Regions from separate parts of the Homo sapiens genome. Here region 1 is linked to region 2. Evidence: read pairs that join two places in POLR2A ChIA-PET (ENCODE). Cell type or tissue: Caco-2. All regions are shown on one strand.

Region 1 (5,000 bases), 390 kb after region 2:
AGTACTTCTGGTACTAAAAATGCGATAGTTTGGGCTGTTAGTGGAATACCTGTGGAGGAAGAGGCCAAGTATAAATATTAAAACTAATTTATTCTTCAAATATGAGGATTCTCTACATGGTCAGGGCATAGCTGGGCTGCCAGGAGTGTCACCTTTCTGCCTCATTCCCTTCCTTGACAGCAACTCAGGGCTAAAATTGGGGCTATCAGTGACCTCTACCCACATCTCTAGATGTGTTAGGGTTTGCTCAGTATCTAAAGACAATAAAATGAGAAGTTAATACTCTTTACCTGGTTTTTTTTTTTTTTTTGTAAGATGAAAACTCTTGAAGAACACTGGCTCTAACTCCTTCACTTATAAAGAGTTAAAGTAAGAATAACAAAGATTGGAGTTTTAAAAACGCAGTATTTCTCTTTTTTTTTTGTTTTTGAGACAGGGTCTTGCTCTGGAGTACAGTGCAGTGATCTTGGCTTACTGCAGCCTTGACCTCCCAGGCTCAAGTGATCCTCTCGCCTCAGCCTCCCGAATAGCTGGGACTACAGGCGCATGCCACCACGCCCAGCTAATTTTTGTATTTTTTAGTAAAGACAGGGTTTTGCCATGTTGCTGCGATGGAGGGTTCTTAATTCCCGTCTATCTGATTCATCTAACAGAGCACTGTCCAATATAATACAAGCCACCTCCTATTAATTAAAAATGTTCAAGTAGCTACTTTAAAAGCACAAGAAGAAATGGGTGAAATTAATTTTAATAATTTTTAGCTTTTAATTAAAACTAAACAAATTAAACTTAAAATTAATTAATTTTAAGTTTTATTCAACATGTAATCAGTATAAAATAATTATTACTGAGATATCTTACATTCTTTTTTCAGACTAAGTCTTTGAAATCTGGTGTGTACATTACACTTACACCACATCTCAATTTGGGCTATATTTCAAATACTCAAAAGGCACATGTAGCTGGTGACTATCATAAATCACCACCCTACAATTCCTTCGCCTTCCATTTGCTTCAAGAATCTATTCCATGTCTACATTGCATACCTAATTGCAACTGGAATTGCTCCATCCCTAAAGCTTTAAATCAGAGGCCTTTTTTCTGTATGTAGAGGAAGAGTTGCTAGGATATCATTATGCAATTCCCTTATCAGAATTATACAAGCCTTAATAGCACTCTGAATTCTTATGTTTAACGGAAATCAGTCACCTTTATAATGAAACACATTTTCTGTATATACAGATCGAATTAAAAAAAAGTCATGTATTTTACATATACCTATAAATAAAAATGAAATCTATTGTCATCAAAGGCTTTTTTTGAAGTGTGAACCACCTCACACTTCTTATGAATCTAAGATCCCTTTCAATACAGAGAGAAAAATACAAGTGGCAAATTTTGTACTTTAATTTACAAAGTTAAATTATGTAATTTAATAAGATCTGGTAGTGAAAGGATGAAATGACCTTTCCTGGCAGGCCTTTTCTCCTCACCTGCTCCCTCAACAGCTTCTCACTCCTACTGGGGCTAAGGATAGGCTAGGGAGAGAACAGTAGCTCAAAGAGTCACGTTTAATTTATTAATTTAGTCCCAGATAACAACGATAATACCTTTTCATCCTTGCTTTATTAATTATGTCTTATATTTAATGTATTCTTGTTGGAAACAGATCTAAGAGGCCCATAGGTGTGTGGGGTGTGCAGATGGACATGTGCTATTTTTTAATGAAAAGGGCACTGTTATATCTCACTCTTGGACCACAACGATCCTCTCCTCTGGCAAAAGAAGGCTGCACAAGGTGAGAGGAATGTAAGAATTCACAGGGGCCGGGGCGCGATAGCTCATGGCTCAGAGCTCATAGTCTGTAATTACAGCACTTTGGGAGGCCCCGGCAGGAGGATCACTTAAGGCCAGGAGTTCGAGACCAGCCTGGGCAATATTGTGAGACCCTGTCTCTACCAATTTTTTTTTTTAATTTAGCCAAGCGTGGTGGCGCGTGCCTGTTGTCACAGCTATTTAGGAGGCCGAGGTGCGAGGAGCGCTTGGGCCCAGGAGTTTCAGGCTTCAGGGAGCTATGATGGCGCCACTGCATTGCAGCCTGGGCAACGGAGCAAGAGGCCGTCTCTAAAACAAACAGACAACCCCCGCCCTAAACAAACAAAAAAGTAAGATTTCATTGGGGCTCAGATGTTCTGAGGACAGCAGCATGAAGGTACTGCGACCTTACTGCAGGAGCTGGAGCAGGGTAGCAAAGTGCTAACTGCGTCCCCTCTCGCTCATGGAAAACTCTCGGGTGGGAGCGGTGGGACACTGGGGCTGGTGTTGGGGAGCCAGGAGACGAGGCAGTGGTCGGCCAGGGCGAGCGGTCCCGAGGCGCATGGGGTGGAGAGCAGGACCCTCCCGCCTGCCCCGCCGGGGGTAATCCCCGCCTAGTCGCTCGCCTGCGACTGGCGTCTCTCTACCTCCAAAGGGCGGAGCCATAGCAGCTCAGCCACAGCAGCAGCACGGCCACTTCCCGGGCTGACATGGCGCCTGCTCCGCCTCCGCCCAACCGCCTCGGCCACTCCCGTCCAGGCCTCGCGCATTCCCGTGGGACGTCGGCCCGGCGGGCGGCTGCAGGCGCCTGGGTCCCGGCGCCTCTGGACAGGGCGGGCCGGGCCTGAAGACCAGCGAGGGAGAAGTGTGCGCGTGCGCGTGCGCGCCGCTACCTGGGCTCCCTAGAGGCCTGAAAGTAGCCGGAGTGCGAACCTGCACACGAGATTTTAGGAAAGGCAGAACCAGGCTTTCCAGCAGTGAGATAGCAAAAACACTTCGAAAAATCTGAGTTGCCAATTAAAAGAAAAAAAGAAGGAAGGAAGGAGGAAGGAAAGAAAAAGAAAAATCCAATTTGCCAGAAAGAATGTGAAACTTTTAAGGTAGTGTGTCTTTTAGCCCAAATCTTCATGTGACTGCGTATAGACACTGCAATAGCAAATACATATCTGGCAGTGCTTTCCAGGGAGCAGGCACGCCATAAGTGATTTTTGTTGTTGTTTGTTTTTGAGAGAGTCACACTCTGTCCCCCAGGCTGGAGTGCAGTGGCGCGATCTGGCTCGGCTCACTGCAACCTCCGCCTCCGGCGTTCAAGCGATTCTCCTGCTTCAGCCTCCAGAGTAGCTGGGATTACAGGCGTGCGCCACAAGGCCCTGCTAATTTTTGTATTTTGAGTAGAGACGGGGTTTCACCATCTTGCCCAGGCTGGTCTCCAACTCCTGACCTCAAGTGATCCACCCGCCTCAGCCTCCCAAAGTGCTGGGATTACAGGCGTGAGCCACCAGACCTGGCCAGGCACAGCATAAATGATTTTTATTTAATTAATTTATTTATTTATTGCAGGAGACTGGAGTTTTATTATTACTCAAATCAGTCTCCCCAAGCAATTGGGGAGCACAGTTTTTAAGGATAACTTGGTGGGTTGGCGGAAGCCAGTGAGCCAGGAGTGCTGATTGGTCAGGGGTGAAATCATAGGGAGTAGAAGCTGTCTTCCTGTGCTGAGTCACTTCCTGGGTGGGGCCACAAGATCAGATGAGCCAGTTTACTGATCTGGGTGGTGCCAGCTGATCCATCAAGTGCAGGGTCTGTAAAATCTCTCGAGCACCGATCTTAGGAGCGGTTTAGGGCAAGTCAGAATCTTGTATCCTCCAGCTGCATGACTCCTAAACCTGATTTCAAATCTTGTGGTTAATGTTAGTCCTACAAAGGCAATCTAGTCTCCAGGCAAGAAGGAGGTCTGCTTTGGGAAAGGGTTGTTACCGTCTTTGTGTAAACTATAAACTAAGTTTCTCCCAAAGTTAGTTCAGCTTATGCCCAGGAATGAACAAGGACAGCTTTGAGGTTAGAAGCAAGATGCAATCCGTTCAGTTAGATCTCTTTCACTGTCTCAATCATAATTTTGCAAAGATGGTTTCAATCCTTCCCTTTGGGTAGGCTATGAAGATGGGAGAAGGCCGTTGATAGCTCTGGCTTCTTCCTGCTGACAGGGGAGGTAATGGGAATGGGAGTGAACCCCAAGGTGAGAAGAGTGGAATTGCTTTGCAACTGTCTGAGCAACTCATGCAGGCCTGGTTGAGTTTCCAAGAGTTGCATGGCAAACACATTAGTACTCTCATCTATAGTTTTACTACAGTGTTTAAGTGAACAGCCTGCTATAAGGTAAATAATGAGTCCTAGTTTGAGGAGTACAATTCCCAATTTTAAAAGTAAAGATTTGAAAGCATTAGTCTGGGGACTTCTAACCCACAAATAATTTAGTGTGTAGTCTAAACTGCACAAGAAAACCTCAAGACCAGCTAACAACTGTATACTATAGTTTTTCTTTTGAAGCATAATTTTTCTCTCTCCAGTCCCCATTTTTATTCAAAACAAACCATGATAGAACCGATTTGTTTACAAAATAAACTTTAGTCTTACTGTACTTGGCCTGATTATTTGCATAAAGTGCAGCAAGAATAATTATTTTTCACTTAGGCTTTTTTCATTGGCTCTGATAGAACTCTGTTCCATGAAGGATCTCAGCTAAGACTTTTTAAAAGCCAAGCCCAGGCTGGGCGCGGTGGCTCATGCCTGTAATCCCAGCACTCTGGGAGACTGAAGTGGGTGGATCACAAGGTCAGGAGATCAAGCCTGTCCTGGCCAACAAGGTGAAACCCCATCTTTACTAAAAATACAAAAATTAGCTGGGCATGGTGATGCATGCCTGTAATCCCAGCTACTCAGGAGGCTGAGGCAGGAGAATTGTTTGAACCTGGGAGGCGGAGGTTGCAGTGAGCCGAGACTGAGCCACCGAACTCCAGCCTGGCGACAGAACTAGACTCTGTCTCAAAAAAAAAAAAAAAAAGCTGAGCCCAGCCTCAAATACCTATGAGTTGGTATTTGAAAATTCCTTTCCTCTTGAAGTCCCAAGATAACTTGGAGTTCCTGGGCCTGTTAAAAAGTGACATTCTTTACTTACCACAGGTCAG
Region 2 (5,000 bases):
TAATTGGGATTGAAAACTAAAACTTGGAACTAAGATAGAGAAGATGGAGTGTATGTAGAAGGGCTGTTAAAAATGTAAAACTTGGTTGCATTATTTGTGGAGGCTCAAACTTGTGAAGGTTAATACCATAATTTTTCCATTTGTTCTGCATTTTGATTCTGAAAAGAAAGCTGGCTTTGCCCATTTCTTATTAAAAAAACTTGTTGTAAATCCAGTTGTCTAATGGGATCTATATGAAGTTAGCCATGTCTGTATGCCCTTCTCCCACAAAATACTGTATAACTAGTGTGCTTGTAGTAGTTAACTCCACCATCTTTGTAAGCTAATGAAATTGTGAGTCACCCATTTATATCTTAATTTTTAATCATGTCAGTTCTTGAATGGGTATCTCCTTAGCCTGCTGATTTCTTTTTCTTTCTAAAGAAAGTGGGTGGAGAAATTAATTTAGACGTTTGTTTGCAATAAAAAGAATTCATTTTACTCTTGTTTTGGGATTCTCGCCATCAAGGTTCAAAATCCCTTTATATAACTCCCAAGAGGAGAAATTTATTAAGTGTGTGCTTTCTGGACAGCTTATTCTTTACTCTGCATAGAACATTTAGGTTTTAAAAACTTAAATGTATACTGACAATTGATACATAATTATGAAGTAAAGTTGAATTCTTCCCTTCCCCTCCCCCCCAGACAACTTTTAACATATTTAATGAGGGGAAAAGGTACTGGCTGGGAGAAGTTAACACTGAGTTTATCATCTTTACAGAATGCTAATGCTGTCCTCAACTGATTATTTTATATACATATATATGATACATGAAACTCTGGGATCAGATGCTTTTAGAAGCCATCATGCAAGCCAGTCATTGATGTCACTGCTACACAACACTGCTAACTTGACTGTAGCTATGTAATAACATTAGATCCCCTAATTGTAATTATATTGGGTTTGCACAGAACACTTTAATCTTCCCCTCACCAATGTGAAGTGAGGAATCAGGAGTCAAACTGTAGAACTAAAATTTGACTTCAGTCTAGCGTTTCCTTGGTGTTTTTAGGTTGCTTTGGTAAGTTTAGGTTTGCTATATTTCTGATTGCTTAGAATTTTGTTTTAGCCCTTTAAAATCAGATCATAAATATGAATTCATACTTCTAAGGAATTTTCTTGCTATAAGCTGGAGTTTAGGTGATGTATAGGTTCAGTTGAGACATTTTTGGAACAGGCAAATCCTTAGTTAACATAAGATATTTAACAGTTGAAGATAGTGTCATGGATTTTTATCTTTTTTAGCAAGTAATGCTAAGAACCACTGGCCTGAGCTACTACTCTTCAGTATACATTATTAGGATTGCATAGACTTACTAGAGGAACAGTTTCAGGTTTTGATGCTAATCAGTGTTGTGTCCTAAAGTTGTCCTTTGTGCCTTTAAAAAGTTTTGGATATATCTTCTAGTTTAAAATTGCTTATTAAGGAATTCATTTTATAATTGCAGTGGGAAAGTAATGGTCAAGTAACACTAGGTAGACTATCATGCCTGTTTAGCCCAGAGAATTTGGGGGGAGAGAGAATAGATAAAAATGGCACCCAGAAAAATGTTAAAATCTTTAGTCAAGACTAGAATTAATACAATTGTCTACACTTGTATGGCAGAAATAACCTTATAAAGTGTTTAAGGAATTCAGAGAAGGGAATGTACCAAATAAGCAACAGGGAGAAAATTAGGTAAGAAGTAAGATACGAACGAGAAACCTGATTTATTGCTCATCCTTCCCTTGCCTCCCTAATGGCAAGCAAAACTCTGAACATCTGAAAAGGATGTAGTTCTGGACAAATCCTGACTACCCAGAGGAAACTCACTGTGAGATTGCTGTTGATTTGAAGGGTGCTTTCACTAAGGTTATATTTTAAAGTAGAATAACACATGCTGAGTGTAAACTGGCTTTGGATTGGTCAGCTGCAGTAGTACAAAAACAGCATAGAATTTGAGAAAACTAAAACTGCTATGAGATAGCTATGAGAAAACTAAAACTGCTATGAGATAGAAATGATGTAAAATTATGTGGAAAGTTTTCCCTCATATACTCACATACAGCCTTTGAAGGGCTCTGGCTCTGACCGGTTGATGGCCTTGAGCGAGATGAAATCATGAAATTGAGTCAAATCAATTTGACATTGAAATGACAAGAGGAAACTCTTAAATACATAAAAACAAGCTCTCATTTGCCTAGGATAGATACTGTCTTAAAAATAAAGACTGAACCTAGATGTTCTGAGCACTAGCAACAAGGTATTTTAACAAGTTTAAAGGAATTCTCTGAAAAAGTTATAAAATTATTCTAGGAAACATAACCATAATAGTGTTTTAAGGGACTTTCACCTGGGGATTTTATATTCATGAACAGAGTGTATTCTGTATTTAAAATGTCTCATTTGTGGGAATTGGATGACATGTTTTTTGATAAATTTATTCACAATATAAATTGACTTTTTATTCTAGGACCATGTGAATAATGGGTTCCATTGCACAAATACAAATATTTTAATAGCTTCTTAGGCAGTGGTGTAGACATCTTGGATATAAATAATTGTAGATCTTGTATATTTGATTTTTAAAAAACTAGAATAAACAGAGAGGCATAAACATATCTTAGAGTCCAAGTGGTAGTGTTTAGCATTGGATATAATAAATGGATGTTTTACAAAGTGTTTCCATAATTCTCTTCCTATACATAAATGTCTTGTTTTCAAAAGTGGATGGAACTTGGCTGGGTGTGGTGGCTCACGCCTGTAATCCTAGCACTTTGGGAGGCCAAGGCGGGAGGATCACTTGAGCTCAGGAGTTTGAGACCATCCTGGGCAACATAGTGAGACCTGGTCTCTTGAAAAAAAAAAAGTGGATGGAACTTGTAGCAGAGAATTTTATCTACTTCTCAACCTGCTTCAGAATACCCATTTGAGATGTTCCCCTGGAAAGATGAACACAATACTGCATCTGAAGCCATTTCTTCCCACCTAACATTCTTAAAATGATTAGAGTCTAAACTTTGTCATTCATTCCTAATTCTGGAGCTCTGAGGTTGAGGTGTTCAGAGTTTGGTGAATAATTGGGTTTAAGTTTTAACATTTTAGTAATAATAAAAGCAAACACATACATGTTAAGGCCTGACAATAGGTTGCAATACCCATGCATTGGGACTCATACCCAGCATAAATGGTGAGGGACTGAACATTAGTGCTTTGAGCAAGAATTGGTTAACTACCTGAGATCTCTAAAACAGTAATTTGAATTACTAATACATAAACCACAAGTCTCTTCGAATTGTTAATTGCCTAAATTTACCCTAAAACTTAGTTAACGCTGCAGTGCCTTTATTAAAGCTTTTTTTTGGGGGGGGGTGTGGGCACAGCTACTCCATAACTTTAAATTTTAAAGCATGAAGGTGATCTAGCTAGTGTTAGTGCTTGAGTTGGTAGTTACATAGGCTGCTCTTGAATCGTCCTGTTTTCTTTGCCTAGTATTAGCACCACAGGTACATATTTGTAAAATAAGCATTAAAAGTACTTTGTCCAGCTAACTCATGTTGGAGTGACCTTTGTCTTACTAACCTTTGTTACTAAACTTGTTAATTAGAATAAGCCCTTGAGAATTTGGAAGTGAGCTATACTACTAATGTAGTATATATCTCTTGAGTGTGTTGGAGTAGATGAAAAACCAGGGGTCCCCAAGGGTATATTTTTGAAATTGAACAGAAACAATTCATCTTAATATTTAGTTTTCATTATGTTTAGCTTAATATGTGTGCTAGTTTATTTGGCGTCACACTTATGTCAATCTCAAGTCATGCAGAAATAGCACAGTCTCAGAAAAGAGGTTAGGTGGGAAATAGATGATATGCTTACATTATTGAGCAGGACTATGCTTTCACATCCTAACCAATTGACTAAAAATATAAATGATTGAAGTAATTTTCATTAGTTGCCCCAGGAGTCTTTAATAATAGTTTTAAGGGATAGTAGATTGGACATAGATAGATGGGTTATTCATAATGGATATTCATAATGGATATTCATAATGTTAACCTAGAATTATTCAGAAAATATAACACCTATGTAGTAGAATCTATTGATTGTAAGCCTAGTGTTGGTAGGCAAACATGTTGATGATGGGCCAGGACATCAGTAATCACTACTTGGTTAGGCAAGTAATTAGGACAGGGATTGTAATCATGTCAATTTGTAGCTACCTAATTTTTATTGATTAGGATACTTTATTTTTCATGCCAGGATTCAGCATATACTTAGGTCTTGAGCAGGGGCTTTGCTTTTAAAGCTGAATCCTGGGCATAAGAAGCTATGTACTGTAGTTGAAAGTGAAGTAAATGTCAATGTAGGCTAGTCTCTAGAGAAATGTCTTCTATAAAGATTCAGGGTTTTTTTGCACCATTATGATCACCATACTGTGCCAATGACATAGTTACTCATGAGCATGTCCAGTCTGTCTACATTAATGAAGGATAATGCAGAGATCACAGGCTGGAGAGTTACATCTGACAGAGAAGTGCTGCACTATTGGGGCATATTCTTTCCTGCTATTCCTTTAACAGTTCCATTCTGAACCTTACAGGAAGTAAAATAAGTTATGTCTGGTAAAATATACGTTGCAAACACTTAAAGCATTGCCACAAATTGGTGACAGCCAAGACATTTTTAAAAATTTTAAAACACCAAGAATAGACGTGGCTAGTACAGACACCAGTTTATAAGTGTGACATTAATGCTATAAAAGTTAAAGCATATATAGAGATACCTAAAGAGTTATTGGGGCTTATTTAAATGTCAACTAACAAAGGAATTTTTTGAGGCAGCTTGTATCCTGTATCAGTTGTTTGTAGTTAAAGATTGGGAGAGTCATGGTCACGTACAAGAAAAAAAGATTCCAACATAACTTTTTTTTTTTTTCTTGAAAAGTAAAGCAAACAAATGTGTTGATTTACATTTCATCTC

What was found. Peaks named below come from ENCODE experiments on the same cell type or tissue, not always from the same donor. Only the 100,000 strongest peaks of a DNase experiment are listed, where the experiment ranks them.
Region 1: POLR2A ChIA-PET joins it to region 2 with 11 read pairs; 8 of 35 experiments call an interaction of 5 or more read pairs at or near these places.

Annotation. Positions count from the first base shown.
Region 1 is chr1:244,458,957-244,463,956 of GRCh38, reverse strand. It overlaps CATSPERE (catsper channel auxiliary subunit epsilon), which reads right to left and starts at 2,684. Exons shown (of 22, transcript NM_001130957.2): 1 at 2,463-2,684; 2 at 1-49. The coding sequence starts at 2,527. RefSeq lists a silencer at 2,434-2,783 and an enhancer at 3,058-4,257. In Caco-2, no CTCF peak of the experiment used is centred here; DNase peaks (open chromatin) are centred at 2,126, 2,566, 3,516 and 4,606; H3K4me3 peaks cover 1,347 bases.
Region 2 is chr1:244,848,868-244,853,867 of GRCh38, reverse strand. HNRNPU (heterogeneous nuclear ribonucleoprotein U) reads left to right here. Exons shown (of 14, transcript NM_031844.3): 14 at 1-3,571. Among named protein-coding and RNA genes, the nearest start is that of SNORA100, 2.8 kb to the left of the region's middle. In Caco-2, no CTCF peak of the experiment used is centred here; no DNase peak of the experiment used is centred here.